Linked DNA regions of Mus musculus: region 1 is linked to region 2. Evidence: chromatin loops called from intact Hi-C (ENCODE). Cell type or tissue: heart. All regions are shown on one strand. Each heading gives the region's core, and the rest is flanking DNA. Links, peaks and the distances in the headings are about the cores only.

Region 1 (14,962 bases), core at 6,542-11,541, 430 kb after region 2:
ACTGGTTAGCGACTTCTTTAAACATGTACTTACCATATGGTGCTTTTGGGCATTTATTCCCCCAAAATGAAGCCTTATGTTCACATAAAAATATGTACATAAATGTTTATAGCAGCTTTATTTGTAACAGTCAAAAACTGGAAAGCACTCTTCTGGAATATTCTTCAACTAGTGCCTCCATACAATGGAACACTACTGGGTAACAGAACAACTACTGACACATAAGACAAGCTGAATGACTCGCCGAGACATTTCAGCAACAGGAAAACAGCCAAAGTTACAGAAGACAGGATTCCATTTACATCACATTCTCAAAAGGGCAAAGCTACAGAGAGGAGGACAGACTAGTGCTTGTTAAGGTTTAGTGCCAAGAAGGATGTGTCTAACTACGGGCATCAGAGATCTCCAAGTTAATACAATAGTTGTATCTTTTTTTTTTTTTTGTGGTTCCCCATGAGGGAAACATAATGAGTATCCAAGATGAACTTAACCTAGTTCTGAAAGTTCATTGTGGTGGTGTGTATGAATTTACAAATGTCATAAAGCTGTACTCAACACACATTTGCTTGTAAACCTGACAAAATACAAAATGTTACAAATTATGAAAATATTAGTTGCCTGGTTCTGAATTAAACTAGTCATTGAGATGTTACGACAGTGAAGTAAGACTACAATGATCAATCACTAATTTCTATAATGTCCTACTAACCTTTCGATTATCTCAAAAGAAAGAAGAAACATAACTACATATGAAGAGGTTGATTATGGTAACAAGTACGACAGGTTTTTTTTTTTTTTGGAATGTGGTAATAACGGTTTCTATTTTCATGCGCACTTCTACTTACTAAGCTGATAGGAAAGCAAGCACTTCTGCACTAATTACAAACCACTATTTCAGGAAGGGCCTAAGCGAGAATTCCTATGTTTTGTCATTAAATACTAATGTGTAATCTCTGGGCAATAGACATCATAAACGGCCCCACATTCAACTTTTTAGGACCAAAGTTCTTAGTATTCGAGTCTTACTTATATCATCAAGAAATTTCTCAGAATTTAAAGGTGATTGTAAATTAATAAAAAGCCTAGCTTAAAGCCATCTTCAAATTCAATATACAATCATTTAAAAAAAAGTCATTATGTGTAACAAATATATACAGTATGACAAATGTGAAGCCTTTTTGATGTTCCACAGGTGCTGAGTCCTTAGCAAAAACTGAAAGAGCAGTCTACTGGCCTCTCAGCTCCTGAGGAGGCTCCGAGCCGTCCAGTCAGCTCTGCAGAAACATGCATATATGCTAATCAGTGGACCAACAAAGAGTCTTCAAAAGCAGCAGCTTTCCCGGCCCATTACCCATTGAGAACACGGCACTCCGTGTGTATGTGATTTAGTCTAGTGTTTGTGGGTGTGATCCTGGACTAGTGTCCGCCACTAAACACTATCATCAGAGAGCAGGAGAGAGAGCTGTGTGAAGTCAGACAAGAGCAGCGTCTCTGTGTCCCACAGGGAAGGTGCCCATGATTTTCCTCAGCTTCGGCAGGTATAAGAATGCCTACTATGCCGGGCGTGGTGGCACACGCCTTTAATCCCAGCACTCGGGAGGCAGAGGCAGGTGGATTTCTGAGTTCGAGGCCAGCCTTGTCTACAGAGTGAGTTCCAGGACAGCCAGGGCTATACAGAGAAACCCTGTCTCAAAAAAAAACAAAAACAAAAACAAACAAGAATGCCTACTATTCACTGCTCTCATGTCTACCTCATTTCTACAATTCTCAGATTGTCTGAGAAAGAACTCATCAAGGAAGACTGCCATCTATCTGCCCAGTCCAGTGCACCAAGAAACCCATAACATTCCTACCAAGAACCTTTCTGGGCCCAACACTAGGGCAGGTAGCTATTTCCTGAAAGCAGCTGAGATGAGGGCCACCCAGTGCACCAGGATCCTGACCTCTCTCTCACCCGTCTCACATCTTCCTTTTCCTTCCTTTCTTCCTTCTGGTGTCCTAATCTCCCGTGTAAGCACAGGGCAGATTCTAAAATGCTCTGGGTGATGCTTCCCTTTGCATCTCAACAGCTAGAGCCATAACAGGAATTGTAAAGGCCTACCTGTGCCAATGACTCCAAAAGAAACACCACTCACCCACCAGTCAAACTAACTCTCACATGAGGTCTCAGAAGGAACGAATCTCAGTTGGAATTAATTCAGCAATTCTCAACTATTAATTTACAGGTAGCATAGAATCCACAATATGATGTCTTCTTGAAAATACATTTCAGTATCCCAATCGGTAAAACAAAAGAGCCGGAAGAGTTCGGTTCACTGAAGAATTACAGTAAGCTGCATGTTCAAACACACAGAAATTAAAGTGAGCACCAAAGGCAGAGTAAAGTCTTCTAACTTCTTTCCTACCAACCTGTGCTCATCTGCTGGGCTGAGCAGGTATCCAGCAGGGTCAGCAAACCCATGCGTGGTTAGGCTAAAGAAACATGTCACAACAGCAGCACTAAAGAAAGCCACCAGCACTGACAGCCAAAGGAGAGCACTACAATGGAGAATGGGCGGCCCCTCTGCAGGAGAGCACAGCCTCTTAGCCCCTGACCTTCAAAGCTGTAGTCACTAAGCCCACCACTCAGCCAGGATCCTTTCCTAACCTGCCCTTCCTTCCACTCATTCTTACCTCCTTAGCTCAAAAACCAATTACTTAAACTTGTGTTTTCAGGGGGCTGGGGTACAGCTTCACTCTCTAGCACAAATGTGGGAGCCCAGGTCCAATTCCTAGAGCAACCCAAATATCCAAAAGTGAGGTTATTTCCCAAGTCTCTTTGATATCTATATTGTTAAAGTCATTTAGCCTTGACAAACAGAGACCTCTCAGGGCAGCCACAGTGTCTCATCCTCAGGAGGTTGGAAAGTATCAGGCACCTTCCACAGAAGTTTCTCAAAACCAGGTCAGGAGTGAGGGCTCCGATTCACTAAGTTCCCATGCTTGTAGCTCTATGTATCCTTCCTTCTCTACCACAAATACTGCTAAACCTCCAAGAAAAGGGCATCTGGCTCATTTCTACGGACAAGAAAGTGCTGGCGGACAGCATCCTTCAACACAGCCAGCCCTAGCAAAAGGGTACATGAAAACAGTTGTATAAATAAATAAATAAAGGAAGGAAGGAAGGAAGGAAGGAAGGAAGGAAGCAAGCAAGCAAGCAAGCTGGGCCTGGTGGGTCCGGTGTTATTCCTGCCATTCAGGAGACTGATCCAGGAAGATCATAGTATCAAAACCCACCTGGGCTACAGAGTATGTTCAAGCCTGGGTAACTTACTGAGACTCTGTCTCAAACAGTAAAAAAAGGAAAAAGCACAAGAGAAAATAGCCCATTGGTCAGAGGTCCTTTTATAACATACACAAGGCCCTGGATTGAATCTCTGAAATAAATAACAGACAATGCAAATACCCTCTCTAGACTTGGGTTTACGGCTTCAGGGGGCAAAGGTTGAGAGACAGTAACTAAATCCAGAGTAATTTCATTTAAAAAAGAGAGAGAGAGGGAGAGAGAGAGAGAGAGAGACTTTAGGATGAAATCCAAATATTTGTTTCTTTCCTTCCTTCCTTTCTTCTTCATCTTCCTCCTCCTCCTCCTCTTCCACCTTTTTCCCCTTTTGTGGGATTACTAGAGATGAAACCTAAGGTACCATACAAGTGATGCCCCACTGGGCTACTGAGAGTGTCTATCCAGTGAATACAAGGGGATACGTACATAAAGAGGGTTAAACAGGATCTTGCACTTGCAAGAACATGAAGCATGTTAGGGGAAACCAAAAGACTCAAGAGCCTGGACACCTTTAAGAGTTGGCTTCAAACTCTTAATGAAAACTCAGGAGTTTGTCAGCCACTAGCCCAAAGGCATAAAGGACAGAGTTCTACTGCCATGTCCTGAGTCCCTACCTGGAGAGTCCACTCAAGAATGCAGGCACGAGAATTTGTTCTTCTACCAGCAGGGTACCAGTTAAACCTCAGGACGTGGGAGATACTGCTAAGAGTCACACTACATTTAATGTCCGAACAGTGCTGGACCTCTGAACAGTGCTGTATTCTGAGACTGAAATCTTTATTCTACAAAGAAGCTCCTTAAACAGGGAGGTAAACAACTCAAAACAGCTTGGATATCCCTGAAACTAACCAGATTCACTGTGCCACTCCATGCAAAAGTAAACAAACAAACAAACAAACAAACAAAGCTGAGAGACCCACTCAGAAGAGCAGAGCTCAGCTGCAATGACAACTCAGGGACCAGCTGGATACCTGGAAGCAGAAAAAACCTGGAGGAGTTTTAGACAAACTGAGGCACCTAGAAAGGACACTGTCTACCTATTTAGCTGCCTGCGGTCTGTGCCATGTGCTCCAGGTCCCTAGCTTTGAGAGCTGGATAGGCTTTGGTGATGCAGATGTCTGAGTCATTTCTGGCTCCTTTAAGTAACCTTTCACCCATATTCCTTTAAGTAACCCCCCAAAAAGTCAGATTTCACCAAGTTTTGGCTTTTATGGTATTCACACTTAAGTCTGTTTTGAGTTCCCTATCTAAAGTGAGTAGACATGTATGTTATGTCTCCCCAGGGAAAGTTCTGTCACATAATGAATAGCACCATACTGAGGTACACTCAGAAGTCCTACTGTTTAAATACCTGTAACTAAAATAGCAAAACTGTCAGGCGGTGGTGGCGCACACCTTTAATCCCAGCTCTTGGGGAGGCAGAGGCAGGCAGATTTCTGAGTTCAAGGCCAGTCAGTGAGTTCCAGGACAGCCAGGGCTACACAGAGAAACCCTGTCTCTTAAAAACAAAAACAAAAACAAAAACAAAAACAAAAACAAAAAAAAGCAAAACTAGGCTGGCAAGATGGCTCATCAGAAAAAGCTGTTTGCCATCAAGCACTGGTGAACTGAGTTCAATCTACAAGACCCTGAAGAAGAATGCCAACTCCCAATATGCTGTCCTGTTACTTCCACTCGCTTACTTTGGCACATATGTGCACACATGCATGTGAACACATGCATATACACACACACACAATAAGTAAATGAAAATTTTAATAACTAAACTCCCTTAAAAGCTAAGAAACTGGACCACGAAGATCGGAAAGGAATGGAATCACTGAAAACCCAGAGTCTCTTAACAAACCTTAGGAACTATTCACTGCATCTCTCACACTAGGAGGGCCACTCCTAACTGCTGCCGTCTTCTTCAGGGTAAGAATACAAGTCTGATGGAGTGATAAGCCGCTTAGCAAGTTTACAATCAGTTTTTAAGCAGTAATCCCTCAGGGAAGTGAACATTCCTCCCTGATCCTTCTGAGGGCAAGGCAGTATCCGAAGCTTCTGCGTGGGAACTTTTTCAGGATTAAGGGGCAGCCAGCACTTTGGATTTATAGCATATCTTTTCTAGAAACAGACCAGAGGCATCAGTGAAATGCAGCTAGGGACCTTCCAGGTATTATTTGACAGTGATTACCTAAGCAGAGCTCACTCGAGGAAGACAAGACCACCAGAACCCTCAGCATTAAGTTGTTGCCACTAAACCACAGGTTTATGTTTGCCATGGGAAGGCTAACAGGATGGAACCACAAATCTTTAATGTAAGGTGATGACCATGGAGAGCGCCCTTGAAGCTGGCAAAAATGCCTGAGCCAGGAAGGATCTCCTCTGGAAAACGAGGGCAGCTATGAGGCATTCCCCAGCATCACTCCTGAACCACATGACTGCATTTTTCCATAAAAGGTGGGAGTTGTAATAGTAGTGTACTGAGCAGACACCAGCCCACTACAGCAGATGGAACCCACCAACTCATTTTACCAAACCTTCAAAAAGGTACACACAACTATCTCTCCTTGCCAAAACCAGGGCAGAGCTGACTGGGTGAGTCTAAGAAAGTTCACACGGGATTACTGATTGATTTCCTGAGGCCTAACTACAGATCAGTACCTGAAAACGAGAAACTGCCCTCAAAAACCTTCAGAGCTGGTTTTCCATACTGGAGCTACACAAACCACACTCTACACTTCTCACACACACACTACACCAAAATCCAAAAGCATAAGTTTATGAAAAGGGAAAAAAAAAGAACGAGAAGAAAAGACTCAGTAACCTAATCCAGCCAACACAGGGGCTCTTCCCAAAGGAAAAGCAGGCTGGAAACATTCCCAGCTTATGTACATAATTCACTAGGGCTCAGGTAAGATTCCATTTTGTAAGAGCTGAACTTTAAACACAAAGTCACCGGTGGTGCAACATTCACACACTAACACCAGCACCCCTAAATGAAAACCACTGCTACCTCTGCCACAGTGACAACCTCACAGTGAGAAGCTGCCGACCATGAACTCCTGCAAAGTTCTGTCAGGGCTCAGAAAAGCTCACCATCTATGACAACTTCAAGCTAGCTGTCACTCAGTGCTTTCTGCTCACGACAGACATGGCAAACACTGGCTTTTTTTTTTTTTTTCCTTAAGTAAATATAAAAGATGGGCCAAAGGATCAAGAGCAGGCAGTGTCTTTCAGGGCTGAGGAGATTTTCGTCGTGGACTGGGGGAGGGGAAGGAGCATTCTGGATGTTTCTATTCTTGGCAAGAAGAGCACCTCCTGGTCCTAACATCTAAAGACGCTAAGGCAGAAACGTTCTCAGGAAGTTAACTAGCCCGATGCTAAGGGGCTTCATCTTGGGGTGTGGTGGTGGGGAGCAAGGTGTGGAGGACAGAAAGGGATCAGAGGGCAGGCTGAATTCTAGAGCATAGAAAGATCCAGGAGAAGGACAAGCAAGAATGCATCGGGAAGGTGTGGACAGTTAGGAGAGGAGGAAGGTAGAGATGACTACGAAAAGGAGAGGATAGCTCCACTTTTTCCAAAGGAATTCCAAAGAAAGGTCCACCGAGACTGGTCAAGCTATGAAGGAATGAATGGCCACCGATGCTCTGGAGGCCCCACTGGGGCTCCCCATCCCCCACCCATCATCCCCCCCTCCCGCCTGTGGGCGTGTTCCCCGCTGTGCGGGTGTGCCGACCCTCCAAGACGCAGGCCACGACGCCAGCACTCACCCCACGACTCCCTGGTTGTAGTTCCGTCGCTTCCACGGGGTCCCGCTGTACACGCCCCCGCCGCCGTCCGCCCGTCCGCCTCCGGCCGCGCGCCCTCCGCTGGGCTGCAGCAGGCTGTAGTTGAGTCCGTAGGTGCTGGCCTTGTTGTCACGTTTCCTCTTGTTGCTGCTGCCCGAGGCCGGGTCGGTAGACTCGGAGGCGGGGAGTGCGGCCGCCGGTCGCGGGGACGAGGGAGCCGATGGGACCGGCGACGCCGAGGGGCCCGCCGATGCCCGCCGTGCCCAGGCCGCCGGCTGGTGGTGATTGTTGTTGTTGTTGGTCGTCTCCAGGGGCAGGAAGTCCCGCTGCTCCGCGGGCACGGCGAGGCCGCCCAGTGGGCGCTCCCCCGAGCGGAACATGCCGGCCGGGGCCGGGGCCGTGCCGCCGGGGCTGCCGGGGCCGCTGCCGCTCCCGCCGCTCGCGCTGCTCGCGCCGCTGCTGTGACAGTGGTGGTTGAAGTAGAGGTTCCTCAGCCCCTGGGTCGTCTCCCAGATCTGCATCCACAGACTATTGGACGGTCCGAGCTGCTCTGGCTGGAACCAGGCGATCCTCGGATCCATCAAACGGCGGCGGCCGCTGCCCCCGCCCCTCCCGGCCGCCCGCAGGGCCGCCGCCGCCGCCGCTGCCTCAGGCGCACGCCCGCCCTCGGCCGCCGCCGCCGCTGCCACCCGGGTTCCGCCACGGGCGGCGCGGTAGCGCAGGGAGCCTGGCCGGCGCCGGCGGCGTCGCTCCCGCCCTCGGGGCTCGCAGGCCCTCCCCCCTCCCTCCGCCCCTCCGCCGAGCCCCTGTCACCGGGGTTCCCGTGCAAATGGCGGCGGCGGATCCCGAGAAGGGCGAGCGGCGGCGGCGGTGGTGGCGGCGGCGGCAGCAGCAGCGGCGGCGGCGGCGGCAGCGGCGGCGGCAGCGGGACGCGCCTGCTCCGTAGCGTCCGTGCTGCTCGGCCCCGGGGCGGGGCCTCCGCCGGCTCCGCCCCTCGCTCCGCTCCGCCTGCCCCGCCGCCGCGCTCGCCCCGCCCCGTCCCTGCTGCCAGCCGTCCGCGGGTTCCCCGAGGCCGCACCGCGCGTCACAGAGGCCGCGGCAGGCTGCAGGCAGCGGGGCCGCAACCGCCTGGTCAACCGTCCCGCGCTAGCTTAGCTGGGGTCGCACGTACCTGGGCCTCCGGGCACCTCGGACGCGCGCGCCGCCGCAGGACTCTGTTGCCGCTCAAGCGCCGCCGAGGCACACGAGGCGGCTGCCGACTCCGCGGAAAGTGACTGGTTTGCGCCGCCCACCCCGCTCCGGACCGCCGGCTCCGCCCCTCGGTCCCGGCGCGGCCCCGGGGCTCCTGGCCGCGCGCCGCGCGAGCACGAGAAGGGCGGGCTTCCGCTCAAGGGCCGGGTTAGCACGCGGCTGCACGCGCATCTCGGTTCCGGAGCGGTCTCAGCGGCCTCTGGGTCGCGAGTGCTGGCACCGCTGCCCGGCTGGAGGGCCACACAGCGCGGCTGTTCCAAGGTGCACTTACGAGCTCAAAGCCCCTCAACTTTCATAACTAAGAATACTCGAAGCCTTTTAAACCTAAAATCACACTACCGTTGCGGTTAATGATCGTTTTTCATAGAATGCCCATTTGTGTAGCTTTCTTCTGGCGCGAAAAATAACCAAAAAGGGGGCAGGGGGTGGTTGTCAGTAATTAACATTATCCAGAAGACTAGAACACTTACTGTGCGCATGCTTCAAGCTCGCTGCAAATTCCAGAACCGAGTCCCTGACTGACACTTGAGTTTTGGCTCTGTGCCCAGTTCAATATCCTGGAAAGTTTGGGGTGGTGGTGATTGGTTTTGTTTATTTACTTATTTTGCAAAGGATTAAAAATCTGTTTGTCACAGAATGAATCATTGCTCTACGTTTTTTCTTAGGGGGAAAAAAAAAAAAAGAATACAATGACCACTGGCTGAGCTAATTGTAACTCTATTAGAGTGCTTGCTTAGCACACGAAATGCCCTGAGGTTGGTGCCAGACCCTCAGCAGGAAAGGAGAATCTCCGATTCATGGCCATCCATAGCTACATAACAACTTGAGACTCAAGCCCTCCTTTTCCGGACGGGGACACACACACACACACACACACACACACACACATGAAAGTGAAGACACACTATTAAATGTTTCCATTTCTTCCCCAAGTCTCTGTACAATACATGTCAAAATACAAGACATTCAGTTATTTTGCACTTTTCTGCAAATGTCATGTTATAAGTCACTGCCATTGGTATTTTTTTACATTTTTGTATATTTAATTTTTTTTCCATTACAATAGTACCTTAACAAAAGTTATTTGTTGTATGTGAGCTATTTTTTTTTCTTTCAGCAAATGTGAAGAACTACTAGAGGCTAGCAAAAATGATCAAATAAGATGATATACAAGAGCACTTTATAGGAGCTGGAGATGGCTCAACCTTTAAAGCCTCTAAGAGTACTGGCTGCTCTTCCAGGGGACCCAAGTTCAAATCCCGGCACTCACATGGCAACTCACAACTGTCCAGTTCCAGGGGATCTGACACACAACACAGACTTACATGCAAGCAAAACTCTAATGTACATAAAAATAAAAAATTGTAAAAGTACTTTATAAATTCAAATGTAAGCCGGGCATGGTAGCGCATGCCTTTAGTCCCAGCATTTGGGAGGCAGAGACAAGCAGATTTCTGAGTTCAAAGCCAGCCTGGTCTACAGAGTGATTTCCAGGACAGCCAGGGCTATACAGAGAAACCCTGTTGTCCCGTCCCCCCCCAAACAAACAAAAAAAAAAAACCCAAAAATCAAAAACAAAAATAAAATCAAATCAAATGTGGGTGAGCTACCACCCTCAGGGATATCATGCAGCAGCAAGGAATGCTGGCTGCCCAACCCTGCCCAGTCGGCCCAGTCCTGCCTGTAACTTAGCCACTCCTTCAAGCTGTCAGCAGATCCTGAGCTATCTATCCTCCACACAGAGCTAAGTTAAAGTGACCTTAGAGAAGTTAATCAACCAGGGTATTTGGCAGCTTTCCGTGAATTTACTGCCTGAATGAGGAGGCAAAGAGAGGTAAATATTCAAACTCAATCCATTCAATTAATTCAACAAATATGTCAAGAGGCAATTATATACCAGGTTCTGAGGATACAGCAAAGAACAATGTTGATAAGGTCCATGCCTTCATGGACCTTGTGTCCAGTGAGTGAAGCAAGCATATAATCCCACTCTGGTCAGTGCTAAGGGGAAAAAGCAGGCTAAAGGAATCCTATTTTTAGATGAGCTAAGCAGGGAAGGCTGCTCTGAGGTAGTGTTATTTGAGGAAGGACTTAGGTAAGAGACGAAGCCGTGATCATTTACAGAATGATTTCTTTGATGGAGTAGTAAGTCCAAAGGTCCTGAGGTAGAAATCTGATTTGTGTACAAAATAATAAAGTGATTTAATTAAATATTGAATGTGTGGCATAGACACTTAGAGTATATATTCTCAAAGATTCCTTAAAAAAATCATCTGACCCAGAGATAGCTTGTTAGGTAAAGTGCCTCCCATGTAAGCATGAAGACTTAAACACCCACATTAAAACAAAACAAAGCAAAACAAAACAAAACAAAACAAAACAAAACAAAAAAAGGAATAGTCAGGCAGTAGAGGCACACTTCTTTAATCCTAACACTCAACAGGCAGAGGCAGGTGGATCTGAGTTCAAGGCCAGCCTGGTCTACAAAGTGAGTTCCAGGACAGCCAGGACTATACAGAGAAACCCTGTCTCGAAAAAAAAAAAAAAAGAAAGAAAGAAAGAAAGAAAGAAAGAAAGAAAGAAAGAAAGAAAAAAGAAAGAAAAAAGAAAGAAAAGAAAGGAAAAGAAAAGAAAAGAAAAAACCTGTATAAGGCACAGCAAGGTCAACCTAGGCTTCTTGGCACCAGGCCCTGGTCAGAGGCTCTGTCTCTTTTTCTTTTCTTTTCTTTTTTTTTTTTTTTTTTTTTTTTTTTTTGGTTTTTCGAGACAGGGTTTCTCTGTCTAGCTCTGGCTGTCCTGGAACTCACTTTGTAGACCAGGCTGGCCTCGAACTCAGAAATCCTCCTGCCTCTGCCTCCCGAGTGCTGGGATTAAAGGCATGTGCCGCCACCACCTGGCCCATAATAATTGTCATTATGACTAAATCTATGGCGGTATATGATTAAATTACTCCTCTCTGGCTGACAGGGACTGTGAATGAGATGAGCAGTGTGAGTAGACCTCACCCAGTCTCACCAGCCATCGACTGAGTGCCTGAATAGGAAAAAAATAATAAGCTAAGGGAAAAGAGAGTCCCTCTCTGTGCCTAGTTGCTCCTGCTGGAACATCAGACTTATGCCCTCAACTGGGACCTGAGGCCTTTAGCCCTCCAGTTCATAGTGATGCACCATTGGCTTTCCTGGACCACCAGGGTGCAGATTGAAGAGCATCAAGTTTTTCAACAATTCTAAGCCTATGAACCATTTCCTTTAAATGCAATAAAGATGTGTATGTGTGTATACAAACACGTATATGGCCAGGCAATGGTGGCACATGCCTTTAATCCTAGCACTTGGGAGGCAGAGGCAGGCGGATTTCTGAGTTTGAAGCCAGCCTGGTCTACAAAGTGAGTTCCAAGACAGCCAGGGCTATACAGAGAAACCCTGTCTCGAAAAAACAAAACAGAACAAACAAACAAACAAAAAAAACAGAAAAACCAAACCAATCAAACAAACACGTATATGTATACTTGTGTGTATGTACATTCATATATATGCATATATATATACACATATATATGCACATATATGTATGCACACATACATATACATGTATGTATGTATGTATGTACATATGTATGTATGTATGTATGTATGTATGTATGTATGTATGTATGTATATAATGTTTCTGTCTTTCTGGAAAACCACAATACAGACTTTGGTCCTTAAAATGGCCCTAGAGGAACAGAATACAGAATACAGAGTACACACAGTGATCTCTGGTATTAGTGATAGAACCCTTTAAATGTAGAGCCTATTTAGAAGAAGTTGGGTAAATGGGGACATGCCCTCAAAGAGGATATAGGCAGTGTATTCATTTTGACAAGACACCTGAATGAAGCACATTAAGGGAGGAAGGGTTTTTTAGGTTCTGGGCTTCAGAAGGTCCAGCACATGATGGTGAGAAAGGTGTGGTGACAGAGACAGCTCAGTCTTGCTCAGTGGGAACCTGAGGTGGGTGGTCATGTCACAGGTGAGCCAGGAGGCAGAGGATAAGCAGGCTAGAACCAGACCACACAAACCTCAAAGCCCATGCCTAGTAACCCACCTACACTAGCTAGGTCCCAGTGACCTATACTAGGGATCTATACTAGCTAGGTCCCAGTGACCTATACTAGGGATCTATACTAGCTAGGTCCCGTGTCTCAAAGGTTTCATAGCCTGCCCTGCCCAAACACTATCACTGTCTGGAGATCTAGTAAATGTTCAAACCCATAAGCCTGTGAGGGGTATGTGGCATTCAAACTGTAATGGGCTTCTGTCCTTGTGTCTCTGCCTTGCTTCTGTTTCCCAGCGGCCAAGGAGTCAGACAATTTTGTTCAGCTGTATGTCTGATATGTGATGTACTGCCCCGTGACAGGCTCACAAGCATTTGGCCAACAAGCAATGAACTGACCCCTCCAAAACTATGGACCAAAAGAAATCTTTCCTCCTTGAAAGCTGAATCTTTTATCAAATTTTGTCACATGAATGCAATGTTACAGATGAAATTGGTTTTGTAATCTGATTAGATATAAACATGCTAACAACTCCATGTCTAGTTTAGTGCTTCTCAGACTTCCCAATGCTGTGACCCTTTAATACAGTTCCTCGTGTTGTGGTGACCCCCACACACACCCATACAATTATTTCCTTTGCCACTTCATAACTATAATTTTGCTGCTGTTATGAATTATAATGTAAATATCTGTGTTTTCAATGGTTTTAAGTGACCCCTAGAGTCACAACACAGGTCAAGAAACCCTGGTCGAGGAGCAAAGAGAGTTCTAGGGGCCCGCAGAGTGATCCAGCTATAAATATTAAAAACAAACAAACAAACAAACAAACAAAGGGCTGGAGAGATGGCTCAGCGGTTAAGAGCATTGAGTACTCTTTCAGAGAACCTGGGTTTATTTTCCAAAACCTGCGTGGCAGCTCACAACTGCCTGTAACTCCAAGACATACATACAGGTAAAACACCAATGCACATAAAATAAAATAAAAATATCTACATTGGACATTGTTAATCAACTACATAAAAAAAAAAAAAAGATGGGGGCTTGGAGAGGTGGCTCAGTGGCTAAGAACACTGACTGCTCTTTCAGAGGACCCAGATTCAATTCCCAGCACCTACATGGCAGCTCACAGTTCTCTGTAACTCCAAGATATGATGCCCTCACACAGACATACGTACAGGTAAAACAGCAATGCACATAAAATAATAATAAATAATTGTAAAAAAAGAAGAAGAAGAAGAGCCAGGCAGTAGTGGCACATGCCTTTAATCCCGAGCTCAGGAGGCAGAGACAAGCAGATCTTTGTGTGCTTGAGGCCAGCCTGATCTACAAAGTGAGTTCCAGGACAGTGAGTGGGGTTAAGAAACTTTATCTCAGAAACAAAAAACGATGACGGTCTGGAGCTGAAGCTCTGGTGGATCAGCCCTGCCCAGGAGGCATGAGGCCCTGGGGTAATAATGTTTAGCAACACATAAAACAGCCATGGTGGCACTTCTTGCACACCTTGCAGGGACTCTAGCTGGCCCGAGCATGGCAAACGTGGCTCTGGCAGGCCTTGTCCTTCCCTCTTTCTCTTTGCTGTGCTGAAAGCCATCTAAAGGTAACCCCCTCCCCAGGTGTGTCCCCTTTTTTGGCCAGCTACTCTTCCTGAGGCTGACTACCAAAGTCCAGCTATCAAAGTGTTGAAGTTCAGCAACCAAAAGCCCCCTTCGGCTCACTTAATTAAGCTTGTCCAATTAAAATTAAACACCTCATCCTAATCCAGGGTTTCCCCTGTTACCTTTATAAACCACCGTTTACGATGGGCCACGGCTATCTCCTCTCTAACCAGAGTCAGTTCTTTGCCCTACTCGGGTCAAATGCCCCACCCCTTGTTCCCTTTCCCTTTCTTCCTCATCCTCTATCTCCTGAATTTTCTCTTACTCCCTGTCCTTTGTCACTCTGTCTGAGGCAAATAAATCTCTTTTGTGCTGGGAATTTGCTTGGTCTTGGAGGTCCTGAGCCAAAACTGATCCCTTCCATCGTGGCACCCAGGAGAGCCAGATGTTCAGGACCACCCTCAGCTTCATAGGACATTCAAGGGCACTTTGGGCAATAGGAGACCCTCTTAAAGAGGTGGGGGAGGGAAGGGGAAAGACAGGAAAGGAAATATGAAGCTGAGTGTATATGGTACTGCCAAAAGTTTGGCATGGAGCTGGAGAGATGGCTCAACGGGTAAAACTACGAGCTGTTCAGGCATGAGAACAGTTCAAATGTCCAGAACCCATTTTAAAAGGCTGGAGGTGGCATACACACCTGTACGCCCTGACCTGGGAGACTGAAGGGAATATTAAGACAAGAGGATCAGGGCTGGAGAGATGGCACAGTAGTTAAGAGCGCTTATTGCCCCTTCCAGGCATTTTGAGTTCAATTCCCAGCAACCACATGGTGGCTCACAATCATCTGTAATGGATCTGATGTCCTCTTCTGGAGAATCTGAAGACAGTGACATAAAATAAGCCTTTTTTTTTTTAATGTTGGGAGCCAGGCAGTGGAGGCGCACCCCTTTAATCCCAGCACTTGGGAGGCAGAGGCAGGCAGAT
Region 2 (14,962 bases), core at 4,445-9,444:
GGGGAAACTGAGGCTTGGATGTGTTTGGGAAACTGTCAACATATCATCTTTATCTACTTGTCTTTAAATGGGTCACTCCCAGCCTGTCCTGTAAGAGGACAGGAACAGCTTTGGTTGTGGCTTTGAGTTTTATTCTAAGCCTCGGTTTCATGCCAGTTTTTGAATGGTTTACCAGAGCACGCAGCACGGGCACATTTCTGCGGTCTTCCGAAGCCCCATGGAAGAAGTTCCCTGCAGATCTGGAAAGGCCTGGACCACTAGGGCCAGTTCCACAAGCCACCACTCACTTCACAGACAAAATCATAGGGAGAGTACAGAGTGCCCATAGGAAACACTACATCTCCATTCGGTAAAATAGGCCCCCTTGGCATACCTGTAGTCCCAGCCCTAGGGAGGCAAAGACAGGAAGATTATGACTTCCGGGCAGCTTGGGCTACATAGTGAAGCACTATCTCAAAAAACAAAAGCAAGCAAACAAATAAAACCCCCTGTTAAATATGACAGCCTATGGACTACCTACTATCTTGCTTTAGCACTTAGCACAGTGGTTCTCAACCTATGGGTTGTGACCCCCCCCCATAGGGGTCACAGTCAGATATCCTAAATATCAGATATTTATATTAGAATTCCTAACAGTAGCAAAATGACAGTTGTGAAGTAACATCAAAATAATTTTAGGGTTGGGGAGTCACCACGACTTGAGGTATTGTATCAAAGGGTCACAGCATTGGGAGGTTGAGAACTTAGCAGAACATGAGGGACCCATCCCATCAACACTTAACAGTGTGATAAGGCTTATAGCCACCCTTCCCAAAAAAGGAAAGGGAGAGATGGAAAACAGAAGATAATAAATGACGTGCCCAGGGGCTGCAATCAGTCAGAATGGGGGTCATGCCTCCTGACTCCTCCACGAGGCTGAGAGGTTAGCAGGTCACACAAGCTATTGAGTACCCAAGCATATACAGCACTGGTCCAGCCGGGACCCTGTTCTGTGCCTCAGTTTACCCACCTCCTGTCACTGTGAGGCCTGATGGAGGGTTTCTGATGATACTTAATGAACCGCTGATTAGATGCCACTCAGAAAATAGTCCCTTCCACCTGCCATATGAAGAACAGCCCCTGAGGCACAGGCTAAAGCCTCCCCTAGGCCAGACTAACTCAAAGAGAGGATGTGATGACATCATTGCACTTCCTCTTGGTTCCTGTGCTATGATGCTTAATCTTGCCAACTTAACTGGACTTACAATACCCTGGGAGCCGAGAGAAGTCGACCTCTGTGTGCGTCTGTGCGCTGTTTCCGCAGATGACTAAGTTAAGGGGAAGACCCACCCTGAATGTGGATAGTACCATGCCAAAGGCTTGGAGGAAAGAGGAAAGTGTGGTTCAGTGAGCTGGCTTTGCAGGTAAAGCCATTTGCCACTGAGCCTCATGACCTGAGTTGCAGCCCCGTGACCTGTGTGGTAGAAGGAAGGAATGTACTCCTGCAGCTGTCATATGACCTCCATACTCTTCATGAGCTGAGGGACATGCACAGGCATGAGCGAGCATGCATGCGTGCACACACACACACACACACACACACACACACACACACACACACACACACACACACACACACGTTAAAAACAAGGGAAACAAGGGAAATGCCTCTATAAATGCAGGCATGTTCTCTCCGGTCCCCCTCCTCTTCCCTTCCTCTTTCCTCTTTGCTTCCCCGCCACCTGGAGGTGAGCTGCTGTGCTCTGCCCATGTCCTCCCCGCCTCCATGAGCTGAAACCTGAAAATGAACATAATAAAGCCTTCAGCTGTTGATGCCTGGAATTCTGTCAGAAAACCTAACACATGTGCCCAAGACAGTGTCCAGCCGTTTGTTCCTCTGAGAGAATGTCTTATTTCTCGTCTCCTAATGTGCAGCTATCTGTAAAAAGCACACCCTTCTAGAGTTATTTATTTCATTTGTATTCCTCAAACACCTAATGCATGTCAGATCCTAGTAACAGAGAGGACTGTGCAGTCCCTGTTGTGTGAAGAGCCCCGAGTCCAAGCTGTATGGGGTAGGCCTATGGTAATCCTCATACCAGCCTGTGAAGGTAATTCTGATATTGTACCCATTTTATAAGACTCTGAGGCACAGAGGAGGGTAAACTGACAGTTATCAAGGCATCCATTTACTTCTGTGTACAGACTGGACTCCAGAAGCCTGCTGGCCTGCTGCCTGCCTGCTGCCCGCTTCCGATCAGAGCAGATTCTGTAGTCGGCCAATTTGGGCTTGTGTCCCTGCCCCAACCCCAGCCCTGGCTGGCAGGCAGCTCTCAGTTCCTTACCACAAAGTGAGAATAGAAAGAGTCCCTGCAGGGGAGGGTGGTCACATTGGGAACATGCAAAGAGGCATCCCTGGCCTGCACATCTTAGACGCAGTTCTCCCTTGCTCCTCTGTACCAATGGTGAGACCTCAGGCTAGACCTGCTTCCTTACCTGTTATCTGGCAGTAATGCCAAAGTTTTGTGGGTGTTCTTTAAAAAATGAAGTATGAGGCGCCAGATGAGATGAACTGGGCATATTAAATATTTGCTTAAAGGTAGATAGATGGAGAGGGGTGCACTGTAATATAAAGCTGAGTGGTGGGACATTTATCTGGACTAGCCAGTACGCTTCACCCAGGTCATCTCTAATGATGGTGCTGTCACTTGACAGTATTTCCTGTGAAATCCAGAGCAACTGTATACTGCATGGAGCACAACCATAACTCAGGATCTGTCTGTCCATTACAGGAGAGGGCTAGGTTTGATCTGGCTGGGTGGGTAACAGGGGACACAGCAAGGCATCATTGTCATTCCTCCCTGCCTGCCAGCATGGAATCCTTAGCATTCCTGCAGGAGCCCCAGTGTGAGCTGGCTCTCTTCTCTCTTGTAGCTCAGGTAGCCTTGGAGCATGGCAAGTCCAGAGCATCCTGGGAGCCCTGGCTGGAGAGGACCCATAAACCAATGCAGAACAAGGACCAGACAGGAAGTATTGCCCCCAGGCCCAGACCTCCCATGTCCAGGACCAGAAGGTAAACTGGAGGGTTTGTGTTCTGTGAGGGAGGTGGGCATTAGCAGACATTTGAAGCACTTCAGTGGTTGTACGGAGGTAGCCAGGCAGCTGTCTTAACTGGGGTCACCTTAACCTAAGCACAAGGATTTGGTGCATGCTCATTACGTGGGAGATGATCCTCGGAGACAGAGCAGATTGGGAACAAGAGCAGCCTCCTGTATAGGGGGTGGGTGATCACATGACTAGGGTAGGTGACTGTGACTCAGGCTGGATGGGGGCTCATGGGAAAGTGTAAAGAACATACCTGAGTTGTGCATCCAAGGACAAAGAAGCCAAAGATTGTCCAACATCCCTTTCTTTCTGCAAGTGCTAAGGGAGACACCTGGCCATGTTGCTGTAGTCCTAGAAAGGCCCTAGGGTCCTGAGTTATAGGTGCTTTCCTTAGAAGCCAATGGCATTTTCCAGAACAGTGGCTGCCAGGGGGTGTGGCCTGGCACTGACAGTATCTGCTATAGTGCCATCTCCTGGAATCATCTCTCTTTACACTCATTTAAGATGGATCTGCTGAAGCCTGGGGTGTGCCATGCATGACAAGTAGACTGATCACTTTCCTGGCCTCCAAGCTCAGAAGAGAGACATTGGTGAAAAAGAATTGTAGATGTGCCAGGAAAAGTCTACTGGAACAAAATGGGAAGCACTCACTCCAGTATCAAAATGGGGTGAGGCAGGGGAGTGACATGAGTGTCAGGTGGTACAAGATAAGGACGTTCCAGGCCTGTGCCTCTTGCAATAAGTGAACAATCCTTTATGCAATTGTGTTGGAAAAAAAAATCTAAACAGATTCTCAGAAAGGTGTGGGACTCAAGTGAGGTTTAGGAAATACTGTGGGGAGCTGGGTGGTGGTGGTGCACGCCTTTAATCCCAGTACTAGGGAGGCAGAGGCAGGCGGATCTCTGTGAATTGGAGGCCAGCCCGGTCTACAGAGAAAGTTCTAGGACAGCTAGGCTAAACAGAGAAACCCTGTCTCAAGACAAAACAAGACAAGACAAGACAAGACAAGACAAGACAAGACAAGACAAGACAAGACAAGACAAGACAAGACAAGACAAGACAAGACAAGACAAGACAGAACAGAACAGAACAGAACAGAACAAAACAAAACAAAACAAAACAAAACAAAACAAAACAAAACAAAACAAAACAAAACAAAACACCACTGTTGGTTTTCAGACAAGGAATCAGGAATTCAGAGCCGAGAAAGGCAGCTGCACCCTGAGATAAAGTGTTTGTGTAGTCAGAGCCTCCCAGGCTCAGGCTGAAATACGACTTCCTCAGGGCTTCCCCTGCACACTGATGTGCCCTAAGGAGCTCCATGGCCCCAAGTCAGTGCCCTAGGGAGTACATGGGTGTGGGCCCTGCTTGGCAGGAGCACATGATTACAAAATGGTCCATCAGCAGGCCGGATGTGTACAGACTGGATCCTACCCCACAGTGCACTTCATAATAATAAGAAGCAGTCGGAGTGTTGGATTGAGGTCAATACACAAGGTAGTTTCACAGGGGTCTAGCTGATGTCCCCACAGGGAGGGTGGCAGGAAGGGATAGATAAACTCTTCCAGAACTCTGATATCCATTCCATCCCACGCCTCCAGTCATCTCCTTCCATCCCTGGCCTGCAGGGCACTTCAGAATACAGATTCTTTAAAGGCAATGTCTTTCCAGAAGCCCAAGATGGCCCCAGCTCTAACTCCAGCATGACCACAAGGGAACTCCAGGAACACTGGCAGAAGGAGAAGAGCCGCTGGAAACATGTCAGGCTGCTCTTTGAGATCGCCTCAGCCCGCATAGAGGAGAGGAAAGTCTCCAAGTTTGTGGTAAGCAGAGCTTAGAATGATGGGGCTCCTCCCATCAGTCACCTCCTGCGTGGTCGGGGAAGGCCTTGGGAGATCACAGCTTTCCACTTCTAATATGGCACACTAACTCACAGTCTTCCAGAGAAAGGGAGGTTGCACGGTCCCACATGAAGGTAGGGTGCCACGAGGACTGTGAGTCATGTTCCCATGATGCCAGGTGTCAGTCATCTGCACCCCTTCACACCCCTTCTCTGCTGATTCTGAAATCTCCTTTAATTGTTAATATGTTTCTGGCTTTTTATTTGACTTGCTTTTAAAATACATGTCAGGGAAAGATCAGTTTCACAGGACATTAAGAAAAAAAAAAAAACAATTACAAAAGTAAACCCAAAAGAAAGCTGAGCTCTGTTATTTAATTCTAGCTGCTAGTCCTGGTTTGTGGGGAGTTCCCAATGGGAGTGCCGTCTGAGTGAGATTGGCCTGTTCTAGGAAGATGGACGAGTAATACCAAGTATTCCCACCTCACTGGGACCTGTGAGGTCCCACTCACCACTCCTCCTTACTGGGACCAGTACAGTTACCATAGCTACCAGCTTGTACTGGGTACAGCTCTCCCTCGAATCAATGAGTTCACTCAGCTATTTAACCCTCGTGCAGAAGACAGGAACTATTCCTATCCTGTTGTGTTGTATAAACCGGAGGTACAGTGCAGCAGCAGGAGGGAGGACCTCCGTGGGCCCATGTTCAGGAGTCTCCTGAACAATCAGCTGTTTGACAGGCCTAATACAAAAGCAAGTTTGTTGAGGGAAGGGGATATGGAAAAGGGGTAGAGGTAGGGAAAGGAGGGGGACAGAGAAGGACAGAAAGTGAGAGAGACTGAGAGACATAGAGAAAGACAATGAAAAAGAGGGGGGAGAGCAAGGGAGCTGGGGTGCAAGAAATCTTCTTATAGCCTGGCTGGTACCTGGCTTGCAGCCCCCACAAGCTGTTACTAGGTAGCTGTTTGGACGGAGCCTAGAAGAATTGCCAACACATCCTCAAGTTAAAGATGAGACAACTGAAGCTCAAGGAGGTTAAATTCCCAATCTAAGACCAATGCGTTATGCCTGAAACAAATGCTCAGGTGTTCCAGATGGGCCCTTCCTGACTCCAGCCCACGCTTCCCAATTTAGGACACGGAGCCCCAGTTTTTGATGATAAAAAGCCAAGAGAGACACCAGCCCCATCAGCAACTCCCGGTGCCTTTTCTTCCAAGGTGCATCTAAGCACTGCTATTCTAGAGCCAACATTTGCCAGGGACCGCCTTTCTACCTTTACTCATAGTACAGCAGGAGAGTAGGTGTGCCTGTGTGTGCGCGTATGTGTGTGTGTGTGCGCGTGTGTGAGAGTGTGAGATGAACTTCAAAGTATGCTATGTGTATGCGTGAAAATGGCAGAGGGCCAGCCAGATGGCTCAGCCTGTACAAGCACCTACTGCCAAGCCTGTCCACCTGACTTTGACACCCAGAAGCCACATGCTGGAAAATGAGAACCAACTCTCACAAGTTGTCCTCTGATCTACACAAACCACACACACACACCGCAGACACATGTAAAAATGTTTTTTAAAGAAAATGTAAAAGGTAATATTATTACTTCGTACAAAATGTGACTTTAAAAATGGCACAGGGGCAGGTGTGTAGAGGGAGAGGGGGAAAGGAGACACTGTTGCCAAGCAGGGCACGCCTACAACCGCAGAATTTGCAAGACTAAGGCTGGAATATCAGGGTCCATCTGTAAACTACAAGGCTAGTTCATATTTCAAAAACAGATGGCCTGGGACAGGGGAGGGGAAAGGATTGTGGGAGAGGGTACAAGGAGGGGGCGGTGAGCGGGATTTAAAGTGAGTAATTAAAAAGGAAAAAAAATTAAATTAAATTTAAAATAACCAAATGACCTGGGGCGAGGCTGTATAGCTCAATGGCAGACCACTTGCCAGACTTGTGCACGGTCCCTGGGTTCCAGCCCCAGCAGGGTTGAGCGCGTGCGCGTGCACACAGCCGCGGGGGTGCGGGTGCGGCGCGCACTCAGGCTGTCCTGAGGCTCATCCTCTCCGGTCTGCCTGCAGATGTACCAAGTCGTGGTCATCCAGACCGGGAGCTTCGACAGCGACAAGGCGGTGGTGGAACGGCGCTACTCGGACTTCGAGAGGCTGCAGAAGGCCCTCCTCAAGCGCTTCGGGCCGGAGCTGGAGGACGTGGCGTTCCCGCGGAAGCGCCTGACCGGGAACCTGTCGGCCGAGACCATCTGCGAGCGGCGCCGGGAGCTGCGCGAGTACCTGCGGCTGCTTTACGCCGTGCGCGCCGTGCGCCGCTCGCGCGAGTTCCTCGACTTCCTCACGCGGCCCGAGCTGCGCGAGGCCTTCGGCTGCCTGCGCGCCGGCCAGTACGCGCGCGCGCTCGAGCTGCTGGGCCGCGCGCTGCCGCTGCAGGAGAAGCTGACGGCGCACTGCCCGAGCGCCGCCGTGCCCGCGCTTTGCGCCGCGCTCGTCTGCTTGCGCGACCTCGAGCGGCCGGCCGAGGCCTTCGCAGTCGGCGAGCGCGCGCTGCGATGCCTGCGGACGCGCGAGAACCACCGCTACTACGCGCCACTGCTGGACGCCATGGTGCGCCTGGCCTACGCGCTGGGCAAGGACTTCGCGGCGCTGCAGAGCCGCCTGGACGAGAACCAGCTCCGGAGGCCCACGCACAGGGACGCCACCCTGAAGGAGCTCACGGTGCGGGAGTATCTGTCCTGAGGCGGCCCGACAGGTGCCCTGGCATCCAGGCTGCGCAGACAGTGTCGTGGGTCGCCATCGCCTGGGGGCTTTGCTGGACGGCTTTGGACAAGCCTGGCTTGAGGGGCTCCTGGGACCTCTGGAAGAGCCATCTTGTGACCCTTGAGTGCCAGGTTCTCTAAATCCTAAGCCGACAAGCTCAGCTATCAAAACTTTGCAAGTACTATGGACCTTACGTGCCATCTCGGAATGGGAAGGACTTGCCTACCGCACAGAATGTGTTCAAGGCCAGCCTAAAAAGTTTGCTGAGACTGGCTCCAAATAAAGAGGTCTGAGGATGTGACTTAATGGCACAGTGCTTGTGAGACTCCATTGCTTCAATCTAAAGTACTACCAAAAAAGAAAAAGAAGCACCTATTTTTGTAGACAGCCAGAGGAGAAATTTACACAAACATGCAATGCACTTCCTTAAAGACTACCCCCTCCTATAGCCCCAGATCTTCCCTTCGCTCCTGTACCCCACCCCCCAATCAGTTGCAAGTATTTGCATCCATTAACCCACAGACCTAGTTCCTCCTTTTGGTGTCACGCTTTCAGTAAAACAAGCTCTTCAGGGGAAGCCTGCAGGATGGAGAGTATATGATTCTTTGAAGTTACAAGGATGCTGGGAAGTCAGGTGTGGTAGACGAGGAGGGGAGGGTAGAAACTTACTATATCCAAATATGGTGTCTGCAGGCAGCCCCTTTGGGAAGTACTTATTATTACACCAGAGCATGAGGAGACCATATAACTGCACTGGTGACCTCGTTCGAGGAGCCTACCTGTTGTGTCTTGCCTTGTGATTCCCTGCTCAGCCTTGGGACTCTTGAGTCCCACCATTTAGAAGGCTCTTATCCTGCACAGGCCCTTAACTTTGGACTTCCAGAACCAAGTGCTGAATAAGCCCCTGTTCTTTAGGAATGATGCGGTCCATAGTATCCAGCTATGAAACAGAAAATGGGCCAAGTCTTAGACATGCCACGCCCTGCAGCTGAGGACAATTCCAAACACCAGTGATGTTGGAAACCTCTGAGAATTTGGGCTGCAGACGAGCACTCAGCCACACCTGAGGGCTGAGGAAGCACAGTTTGGTCTAAATGGCTCAAGCAAAGAGGCTGGGCTCAAGTGCTCTGCGATGAAGGTGTCCTTGGTGCTGTAAAGCAAATAAATAAGGACCTCATTCAAAAAGCGAGCTCAGCATCTCAAAACTCGAGTGGGGAGTTTGTGGATGAGCAGATATGATGCTGGGGGATATTCAGTGTGTACACCAGGAAGAGCTACAGCGTCTCGGGGGAGGGGGGAGGGGAGTTCCCCTCGGTGCCCCTGACGAAGGGAGGTCCAGTCCCACATACTGTGCAGGGAAGGATGTGTCCTGCTTACTGGAAGAGGGACTGATAACAGTTCAGCTTTGGGACCCTGCACCCATCTTCTTAATGGTGCCCTCCTACAGTGTGCACCTTTGGGAGACATTTGAACGAACATCTGTCACAGTACATAGCGCTCCACCAAGAGACCAAAGTTTGATCCCACCCAAGTTCAGTTTGAGGAGCCAATGAATGAATTTATTGAGCTTCCTCAACACGGGTGAGAGGTTACTTCCAGGGTGTGTGACCCCAAAGCAGTGGCTCCAGAATAGATGGAATCCTCCTTCACTTGACTCAGACACACTGCATGTGTCTATGCTCTGGTACCTTCTGAGACCACAAGACCATCTGCAAGCCTGGGCAGAAGTACATACCATACAGCTGGGAGGGAGGCATGGGAAGAGTGTCTGGAACCTCGGGTGAGGGTCTAACCACCCTTCCTACCCACTTCTATGAGGAAAGGTCCTTGGACAGGGCTGGATCTTGAGGGTCTGTTGCTTCTGAGTTCAGCTGCTCTGATGGAGATGGTAATAGCTACTATGCTTGAAAGACTGTACTGTACAGTACCTGCCCAGGTCTTTCAGTAGCTACAGCCATTGTAGTGTCTGCTGCTCATGCTGTGTTCGGCCTCTGTGATAGCTCAGAGGTCTGGCCTGTGATAACTGCCATGTCAGGCATCTCTTCCCAGCAGCTGGAGTCAAAGACCTTGTTCTGTGGATTCCTGGAAGAGACCCGTGAGTCTCTAGGTGACTCCTCAAGGCCCAGTACGGCACTGCAGAGGCAGCCTACTCCCACTGTGACCCCACACAGCATTCCACTTCTGGGCTTCCAGAGTCCCCCATTTTACCTGCCTTATTTAGTCCTTGTTCCACAGGACATTAGGAATGGTAGCAACTGGGACTCTACTTTCTCAAACCGGCTCCCAAGGAGGGTCACAGAAGAGAATGAGAGGAGCAGATTTACTCCACCACACCCCCTACACCATCGTGTCCTCACCACAGCCTGGAAATAGAGCCAGAATGCCATACACTGGCAGTACCAGGAGAGAGGCATGCCGTACAGCCTCCATGGTCACAGGACCCAGTGAGATGCCCAACCTCACCCAAAGAGATACATAGACTATGGCCTTCTCAAACCCTGAGCCAAACCCAATTCTTTCTTCCTTGTTTCTCTCGGGTGTTCATCAGTGAGACAAACACATCAGCATGCAGGCCCATAGCTATGCTCAGGAGCTGGCTCTGGCTAGTTGGCCCGAAGCCTGGGGTATCCCCTTTGGATGGAGATGGGCAGTCCCATTACACCCTGCGTCCATGGATGCTATGCTCCAGGCTACTCTCCTGTTCCTGCCAGCCCTACCCTGCCCAGGCCACACTCTCATCCCATTTACAGCTGAGGACAGACACCCTGAGGTGACTTTCCTAGGGTCACATGACTCCCATTCAGTCACAGCTTAGACCATCTGTCTGGCCCAAGCAAGCCATAGAATTTGTTACCTACTGTTCATTCCTGAGCACTGGTCTCGGCCCCGTTGACTGTCTCTGAGATTTTATTTTTACTCTGGCTTTGATTGGCTGTCCTTGGCCCTCGGTGAAGCTTAGGCTGTTTGGCCCTCACCTTCCTCATGGGATCCCATGCTAGGTGACAGAGGTTGGGTATTTACAGATGGGGAAACCACTCAAGTGCATTGCATGGTGTCTGAATGAGACTTGGATGCCCATAGCATGGTGGCATCCTCCAACAAGCAAGGCAGATGGAAAAATCCTGCTTTCAAATTCTAGATGCACTTGGTGGTCACCTCACTGGACTTGGGAGGTGCTGTGTTGAGGTGGGTGCCTGGCCTCTGGGCTCCAGGTTGCAGGTTTCATTGGGGGTGGGTCCCCAACCATGCTCCCCAATGCTCCTGTGACTCTCTGCCCCTGCTGATTCTGTCCCGGTTGGACAAGAGCTGGGCTACACTGGCCCACTGTCACCCTCAGGTTTGCCACCTCCTATGTGCTGTTTTCCTTCTTGCAGCCTGTCTTAAGTATGCAAATTTGTTTGCAAAAGAAACTTCCAAGTGGAACATCAGAATCCCTTGCTCTAATTAGAAGCAACTCTAAGGATAAACACAGCGGCACCTGCCAACCTCATTACACATCCAACAGGCCTTGCCCCGAGGCAGGTTGGCCTCTGTGGATGAGCTCCATCTGTGATGATAGACTGGGGACCAGCAAGCACTGCTCAGTGGCTAGGAGTGTCCACCATGTGGTCCCTCCTGCCAGTGCTGTCCTAGGCCATCTGGGTCTGGCCTACATTATCCTAAGCCATCTGTCTGGCCCAAGCAAGCGGTAGAAATTGCTGCCTACTGTTCATTCCTGAGCCCTGGTCTCAGCCCTGTGTACTGTCTGCAAGATTTAGTTTTTGCTCTGACTTTGATCAGATGTCCTTGGCCCTCAGCGTCCTGTTAGGAGCTGGTATTCAAGTTGTGGTGCCTGATTTCAAGCTGATTCCAGATAAAAGCACCCACGGGATGAAGTGATCATATGGGAAGTGAAGCATCATGGGAGAAGCGATCTGGGCTGGCCAAAGCCTGATTGACCCTGCAGTGTGTCCTCTGAGAAAGGTCTTGGCCCAGCTAGCCGTGCTCCACAATGAGAGGAAAAACTTCCTCCTCCATAAATACCAGTCTCTATCAGACTCACACAGCCCACTTGCTAGCCAGGTACCTATGCACACGTCTTCTCACATCAGGAATATCCAAGACACTTTATATCTTTGGAACCTGAGAGCTGAATGCAGCTGTGACAGGACCAGTGCCTTTGCTAGTGCTGGCATGACAGGCAGCCAGTCACAGAGCAAGCAGAAAGATGTGTCTCAGCCAGGTGGCTGGAGGAGGAAGTCCTCAGAGGAAGCCCAGAGTCTCCAAGGGTGCAAAGGAACCAGGGTGGGTCCTAGAAGATCGAGGGAAAGCAGAAGGCCAGCGCACAGGCCAGAATCTACGCAACACGCATCAGCAGATAAAAGCCATCTCTCGTGATTGGCTCGATGAAAGTAAAGGGGCTGAAGAGCTCGGGTTTGGAGATGTGGATCCATCCTTTCAGGCACAGGAGCAAAACCACAAGTTAACCTGACAGGGAAAGAATCTCCTGTCTGACAGTCCCAGCAGAGGACTGGCTGCCGGTCATACTGGATCTGATCACAGGCACACATGCTTATTCGCTCAGCTCAGTCCTGCTGCTCTCTGCTTCATCTTCTCTCCTCTCCAGAGGACTGCAGCCTCTCCGAGATCACATACTCTTTCCTTGCAACTCCAGATGACTGTCTCATGCAGGCTTCTTCCGAGGTCTCTGCCTGTAGGATCTGTAGGAAAGCACACACCTGTTCCTTCCTGAGAAAGCCAAAGAGGATACCTCTCTCACACAGTATACAGCCTCGAACCTCTAGATACCTCTCTCACACAGTATACAGCCTAGAACCTCTAGATACCTCTCTCACACAATATACAGCCTAGAACCTCTAGATACCTCTCTCATACAGCCTAGAATGGGCGCCTGGCAGACTTGACATGAAAGTTCTGCTGTATATGGCTCTGCGATCTACTTTGTAAGGCGCAGTTGAACATAACTAGCATTTCTCTATAGTGTATAACATGATGACAGTCTGGTTTTCATGGTTCCACTGTACTCTGACACAAATGCCACATCTTACCACCTCTTACTATGGCATGCTTTCTTTTGGCAGAGGATTAAGCCAAATAGATCTTTCTGCAACTGGTGCACCCTCCCATTGGTCTCTTACAGTGGCATTTATGAGTTTTTAGACACTTCTTTAGACTCTTTTTAAAAACACTGTCTTTTATTTTACTTTTATCCTGACCAAAGCTGCCTGTTTTATGAAGCACTCACACTTGCAATGGTTTTAATAATCCCATTTCATTTCTCCTCATAAAGGCTCCTCCAATACTCTTCCACTTGGTAATCGGGAGAGCTATCCCATGGACCTGCCATGGTGCTGTCGTATTATATTGATTAAGCTAGCTCTCTGACAACTTCATACATGTAACTAACACTGTCATTCTAAACCAGCATTAAGTTCAAAGTTTGTTCCTTTTCTGGCAGGCTTGATCCGGCCGTTCACTAGATGACCAGCAGAGGTCGCTCAAAACCCAGTGCTCTGTGCTGAAAGAGACCATGGAAAAAGACAGCAATCCAGGAGGTTGGGGAGAGTGAGGCACACCGCGACTTGGCAAAGCTTTTAAAAGAGACAATACTAGAAACACGGTTGCTATGTTGCCTCCGTCACTGTCCCTCATGTTTGTTAGGGTGCCCCCAGGTGAGTCCCAGAGCTCTGGGGTCCCTGTCTCTCTGCCTGCTGTGCTGGGGAAAGGAAAGAGTTTGTGCTCCCAGGAAAGCACACCTGACCTCCCAGGGCCCAGTCCAGACACTCTACTACAAACTGGAAAGAAAGAGGTGTGGATATGAGATAGTCCTTCCTCACTTGTTAGTTAGGCCTCTTAAGAAATGTACTTATCTTCCCCCTCCGACCCCCAAACATAAACTGTGAGGCATGGACCTAAAATTCCACTGGAGGAACAGACTGTAAAGACAGTTGAGACACTCCCCTGGTGACCAGCTGGAATCGCCCAGCAAGACGGTCTTCAACCCCCTCCTGGAGAGCATCCAGATGCCCACTCCAACACTGTTACAGCCAACAGCCATGGAAAGGGCCCTCCATTTGTCACTGGGATATTTTACAACCATGCAAGCAGACACTGTGATAAAACACAGCGGACAAGTGTCACATCTCTAGACACACACAGTCTTTGGCACCCTCCGGGTGATGGGAAGCCAAGGTGGCAGGTAAAACATTTTGAGAAGCAACTGTGAGACCCAGCTCCACTGGGCTATGCAGAGGTAAAGGCAGTGGACACAGCAGGTAACCCCCAACAGAAGAGGGTGCAGGAACACAGCTCTTCTAGAAAAGGGGTTTGTTCAAAGGTTTGGACTCACAAACTTATGGCAGTTAAGAAGTCCCACAGCCTTTGCAAACTGGAGGCCCAGAAAATAAGGGACACAAGGCAGGGGAAGATGGGGACCCTGCTTAGTAGTCAGGCAGAGGGAGGTCAATGCAGCCTTCTTTACTTTTCTTTGTTGGGCTCTAGCAGGACTGGATGCTGCCACCCCCTTCCTCATGTGGTCCACAAAACTCTGCTGTTTCTTCTGAAATGGCCCTCGAAGACACGGATTAGTTAGTTATCTGGGCATCCCAGGACCCAGGCAAGTGCACATAGAAAGTTGGCCACCACGAATTCTGAGATTATAAGGGTAACAATAGAAGTTGAAGTGGTGGTTTTCCCTTTTAGAGAGTAAAGAGCCTTTCACTGGAGGGAGACATTGAGAGGTCTCAGAGGGTTGAGGGTGTCCTGGCTCTTCATCTTAGGGCTTGTGTCCGAGGACTATTGTGTAGTTTTGCCTTTAGGTTTCATGCCCTTACCTTCCTGTGTGCATGGGTAGATGCAGGAAATGTGATTTGGTCTATATAAGCACCTCCCAAGGACCCTGTTGTCCCCATCACAACTGGGAGGTGGAAAAATCTTTAAGAGGTGGGGTCTAGGGCTGGAGAGGTGGCTCAGTGGTTAAGAGCACTTGCTGTTTTTGCAGAGAACCCAGATTTAGTTCCCAGGTCTAGGGACTCTGATGCCCTCTTCAAACCAGGCATGTACATGGTGCACAGGTCTTTGTACAGGCAAACACTCGCACACATAAAATAAAAATAAAAGTTTTTAAAATAAAGGAAGTGATGTCATTGGGATGAGCCTTTAAAGAGGGTCCTGGCACTCCAGCCCTGTTCTTTCTCATCTCATCTGTGAGGTGAACAGTTTTGTCACCTACTGCCACCATGATTTTCCTCAAATCACCAGAGGAAATTCACCACGGAAT

The links. A loop is a pair of places that touch in the nucleus more often than their neighbours do. Peaks named below come from ENCODE experiments on the same cell type or tissue, not always from the same donor. Only the 100,000 strongest peaks of a DNase experiment are listed, where the experiment ranks them.
Region 1: a loop joins it to region 2, with 4 times the contacts of the local background. A loop is called at or near these places in 2 of 42 quality-filtered maps.

Annotation. Positions count from the first base shown.
Region 1 is chr8:88,192,618-88,207,579 of GRCm38, reverse strand. It overlaps Tent4b (terminal nucleotidyltransferase 4B), which reads right to left and starts at 7,698. Exons shown (of 12, transcript NM_001372333.1): 1 at 7,078-7,698. The coding sequence starts at 7,676. In heart, for the core only: no CTCF peak of the experiment used is centred there; DNase peaks (open chromatin) are centred at 6,679, 7,359, 8,429 and 10,049; H3K4me3 peaks cover 2,706 bases; H3K27ac peaks cover 3,179 bases.
Region 2 is chr8:88,619,859-88,634,820 of GRCm38, reverse strand. It overlaps Snx20 (sorting nexin 20), which reads left to right. Exons shown (of 4, transcript NM_027840.3): 2 at 2,914-3,052; 3 at 4,756-4,907; 4 at 6,994-7,993. The coding sequence starts at 2,932. The coding sequence ends at 7,662. Among named protein-coding and RNA genes, the nearest start is that of Snx20, 8.8 kb to the left of the region's middle. In heart, for the core only: a CTCF peak has its summit at 7,437; a DNase peak (open chromatin) is centred at 7,370; H3K4me3 peaks cover 1,476 bases; H3K27ac peaks cover 1,020 bases; H3K27me3 peaks cover 3,327 bases.